2 separate regions of the Mus musculus genome follow, and region 1 is linked to region 2. The links are chromatin loops, found by intact Hi-C in ENCODE. Cell type or tissue: heart. All regions are shown on one strand. Region 1 has its middle 52 kb from the start of Gm36152. Region 2 has its middle 120 kb from the start of Gm36201.

Region 1 (2,500 bases), 100 kb before region 2:
CAGGAAAGGCAGTTCTTTAGGTCACACTGTAAACTGTACATGGTTCTGGTGAGGACCTTGTTGGCCTTGGAATCCCAATGATGATATCTGTATGGAAAAATTCAGAGGAGGAAGCAGGCTCCCTTAAAAGTCCATTCTTGTTGGAACCATTCTAGTACCACAGACATGACCCAGTCTTTGAGACAGCATCAGTGTTTCTAGGGGCTCGCATGACCTCACTACACTCACCATGCCCACCTCCAATAGACAGTGCTGTGTCTTCAATGGCATGAGTACCTGTGTTCAAGAAGCAAGATACTAAGTATGAATAAGATAAAAGATGGCCATGTTGCCCTTGCTCCTAGTGGTGCCCCATCCATCCTGCAACTCAAAACTCCAGTGAGTTGAAAAGTTTGGATGCCAGAAGGCTAATCTTCTTGACTCTGGCAACACATGAAAGGCGTGGAAGTGAACTCAAGGCGGCACCCTGATCTGTGACTCAGCCTCTTCAGGAAAGGAGACTAGCAGGAAGGAGTCAGATTTGAGGTTTACAAATCTATATAGGGTAACAGGGCAGGCTGGGGTTAACAGAATCCAAGGAGGAATTCACAAGGCATCTTAGAAGTGGCCCCAAGTGGTGAATTCTGTAGTAGTGACCCCGATATGGCATGAACAGATCCTGCACCTACCCACACTGTCCATTTTTTATATCAATTGCAGGTACAGTGGACAGTTCCTGTATGTGCTTCAATGGTTGGCCTCCTGTGCCTTCCACATCTGTTTTTCTTCATTAGAACTTCCTCTGAAGGTGTAGTACTTCTTTCAGTTTGGGACAATTGGCAGGAAGTTCATGAGATACAACACTTCCTAAGTAGGCTTAGAGCAATAGTTAAGAATGAAGCAGGAAGCTGGAAAAGGGGGCTCAGGGTCAAACGTGCAAGTCACTCGTATGTATTTTGTGAGAACAGAGGCTAGGGTTAAAAGGAGGATGAAGGGTTCACAGGGCAAAGTCTAGGGCATGGAGGAAGAGGGATATGAGAAATAATACTTGGGTGTCAGCTAGCCAAATCAATCAGTTAGGAGGAGGGCTGGAGCTCTAGGCCAGAGACAGCGGCCAGCCAAGCCCTTGAGGATGTGAGAGCTCCAGTGTGTTTGCACATGTCTTTGCTTCAAACATGCTGCTGATGTTAATAAATCAAGTAAAGACAGTTTCTAAAGAATCCTCACCAACTCCAGGAGTCCACCTCACACCATCTTACAAGCATACACCTTTGTAAGAACAAAGACAATGTCAACTGCACTTAAAGACACTTGCCAGGGGTGGCAGCACCAGCTTGTGGCTAGCAGCTAGCAGAGCATCAAGGTTCATGGCGCAAATTAGAGATGGAAAGATGGTGGCACATCAATCCCCTACACTTGGGGAGTGGTACCTAAAGAGTACATGATCATCTACATGGCTAAGCCCCCGTGAGTGTTCCTTCGACTCAGCCAATGAGAGCCCAAAGAGCTAAATAACCTCGCACAATGACATTGGTCAGGTCTCTGCCTTAGCCCTGTACAAACCCCCATGATGAAGCTTGAGAACTTTTTCCACTTTCGGAAACTTCTCCCATTCTTGAGAGTTTTTCTCATTTTTCTCCATTTCTTATCTTTCTATAACCTTTCTTAATGAAGTTTATTTCTGCTCTGCATCCTCCCGTGAAAGTCTGGGTCTTTAATCCTCATTGACATGGATGACCAATTCAGAGCCACTCTCTCAGGTTTAGTTTGACTGTTGAATGTCCAGCACTTTAGGACCCCCCAGGTGAGGCATAAATGGAGTAAGAAGGGTTATATTATGTTCAAAACCTCTGTATCAGTAGAGCCGAATGTAGAACTTACAGACTCACATGTGTGGCTAGGCCTGTTTGGAGTTGCTCTGTGAATGGATCCATAGGAGTTTCCAGTGGGATTTAGCCTCTGGCGCCAGGGCAGCAGCCAACCCAACAGTATACACTCAATTGATATTTATTCCATTATGTCTCATGTGTCTCCTTCCTGGACTCTGCTCTTAGGAATTGCCTCAGATTATCCAGCCTAAGATACCGAACCCTCTTTTGCCCACACTGTGTAAGAGCGTCTACATTAATGGATGGGGGTCTACCATATAGGGCTTCAGCTCAGACCATGAGAGTCACTCAGGGACAAGACTGCGCTTTCTCTGGTAACAGAACATGGGTTTCCATCAACACCCTCCCCTCTGCCTCCCGTCCAAGCCTCAGTCCCACTGACCCAATTTCTAACAACATTTTCATAGCAAGTCCTTTCAAATTGTAGCTTATTGTTTTGGGTTTGCTATTTAGTAAAATAAATAAATAAATAAATAAATAAATAAATGAGTGTTTATTAGAAAGTATATTGATTGCAGTCATTTCTGGAAAAAGAAAAATGCCTGCCAGGAAGCAAACTGAGGTGGGGAAGGGAAGGTTTATTCTGGCTTATGGTTTGAGAGGATATTGTCCACCACAGTAGAGAAGGCATT
Region 2 (2,500 bases):
TAGAAGGCATCTGAGCCCCAGCTCCCCAAAAGGTGTGAAATTTATACCTAAGAATGTTCAAAAATATATTTCACTTAAATGACTTGAATTACTTCACATAAGAGGAGATACACAGTGGTGGCTTCACTTCCGGATGTCTAAGGGGCACAGTGGCCACAGCATGAAGGGACCTTGGTGGGAAACCCCAGGTGTCTGCCTGTTATTGTCACCCAAGGACCCAGTATGAGCCATCAGGAGACAGCATCCATCTCTCAGCCCCCGTGCCTCTCTGGTCTCACCAGCTCCTGCTCTGACTCCCCACAACCGCCGAATTTGATGCTGTCTTCATCTCTGGTCTGTCCTTTTTTAACCATTTGCTGGTTTGATTTGTCTTTTCCTCTCTCCTGTGTCTGAGGACGCAGGCAGGCTCTGTTAGCCCCTTTCCCTTCTTAGTAGGAGTCAGAGGAACCAGGCCTAGGGAGTGTCCTTTAGCCACTTCCTTTTGATCAGGGAGAAAAGGTGTGGTTTGACTCCCCACTTTTGGTCTCCAAGCCCTTGCTGCCAAATCTGCCTAGACACTTACGTTGTTCAATGTGTTTTTCTCTCTCCAGCATCAGCAGGCTGCTCGTGTGCCTGACTAACTGATTTTTTCCATACTTGGATAGTGATAGTGATGGGGTCCCACCATAAATGGATTCTGTCCTTCTTTTCTCCATATACCATTTGTTCTTTGCTCCTCAGTGTTTCAGAAATCCCTGTAAACACACACAGACACACAGACACACAGACACACACACACACACACACACACACACAAATAACTCCACACTTCTTGTAATTTTTGACATTTTCCAAACAGCAATTGCTTCATACACCATTTAGCTAGGTTCTACCCTAATGGGGGCAGGATCACATCATAACCGGTTTTAGTAACTCAACAAAACATTTGAGTTCAAGCCCCGCCGTTTACCAAGACCCTAATGCATTGTTCCAAACAATGAAATAGCATTCCTATCAGACAAGGCCATCTTTTTCCTGCCAGGGTCCAGTGGACCCTACTTCAGGAGGAGACACATATAAACCGGAAGCCCCGCCTCTTCCTCTTCCTCCACCTGGTCCATTTGCCAGGACACCTCCGGAAAAGCTGCTCTCCCCTCGGCTGCACTCAGCACAGACCTGCCTGGTAACTTAAGGGCTGGCCTCTGCTCACTCAGAGCCTGTCCCCAGCTCCCCTGGGCTGTTTATCTCATTCCTCTTCCTGAGACACAACAGAGTCAGTCCAGGCTCAAAACACTATCAGAACAGGACTTTTTTCCCCTGCAGATACGCATAGGAACAACTTTGGGATATAAAGACTTAAAACAATGAACATTGTTTGAGATAGAATAGGGCTAAGTCCTGTACAAACAGCTGGATGAAATATATCTCTATCTGCCACTGTCTCTGATTTAAACAATACATAAGATGTTTGTGTAAAACTTGGCATAGCTAGACATGCCTGTCATGAATTGGACCCAGCCCCTCCTGGCAGCAGCTGGGAGAAAGTGACATCTTTCCCTAAGGCTCACTTCTTGCTCTTCTGCATGCACTCCCTCCCAGGACAGCATCAGATGGGTTTTCTGACATCTGCTACTGCATCCTGCTCATGTAGCCTGGCAACAGTGACCAGGTACCCTTGCTGGAACACGCTGCTTCTCCCCAGGCAGGAGACACTGGGTCCACTTGCTCAGTTTTTCCTCATCTGTGCCTCAGGAACAGCCTACCTAGAGTAAGTCCTTAGTGTGACCTTCCCATGTCAGCTCTTGGGTGGCTGAGAGTCCATGAGAAAGCTGCAGATGAGACACAGTGGGCCTCAGGACAGTGACCTTGGCAGGGCATGGTCTTGGTTGAGGGGCTAAGTCTGGAGTTAGGGAGATATGGGTCTCTGAGGGCCCCAGCACATTCAGGCATCCTCTAATTTCGTCTTCTCTGTACTTAAAGCTCTTGTTTTTCTTTAATGTTTCCTTGCCTCTTGCAGAGAAAAGGAAAAACTAGACCAGGTCACATGTAAGCATGTGTTCACCTGTGGTCCACCTCTCTATCTGGGGTGTGCTTCTCTAGAGAAGGATTCTTGATTGCATTTGTGTGTATACAGGCACGCACATACATGCACACACATGCACATGCACAAAAAGGCACACACATACATGCCCACAATACACACACACATATATCCACAACACATACGCACACAAACACATACACACACATATACGCATGCATACTCGACTGCACAGATGTACACTTCCATGTCCACATGCACACAAACACACCCATGCATTTATACACACAAACATACACATGTCCTCCCACATGCATGCACACATGCACACACCCACACACACATATACACAGGAACAGACACACACCCCAGGGAATCTGTACCTCAAGACGTGCCGGAAAGTCACCATGAGGCAAAATGAGATAGACCCACGGGAGAAAGGGCCTGGAGGCTTTCTGAGGTTTTTGTTCCCCTTATTGC

The links. Hi-C counts contacts between places; a loop is a spot of excess contacts. Peaks named below come from ENCODE experiments on the same cell type or tissue, not always from the same donor. Only the 100,000 strongest peaks of a DNase experiment are listed, where the experiment ranks them.
Region 1: a loop joins it to region 2, with 2.1 times the contacts of the local background. A loop is called at or near these places in 4 of 42 quality-filtered maps.

What each region holds. Positions count from the first base shown.
Region 1 is chr17:67,409,234-67,411,733 of GRCm38, forward strand. No RefSeq gene overlaps it. Among named protein-coding and RNA genes, the nearest start is that of Gm36152, 52 kb to the left of the region's middle. In heart, a CTCF peak has its summit at 1,311; a DNase peak (open chromatin) is centred at 888.
Region 2 is chr17:67,511,752-67,514,251 of GRCm38, forward strand. No RefSeq gene overlaps it. Among named protein-coding and RNA genes, the nearest start is that of Gm36201, 120 kb to the right of the region's middle. In heart, no CTCF peak of the experiment used is centred here; DNase peaks (open chromatin) are centred at 470, 1,100 and 1,580; H3K27ac peaks cover 1,058 bases.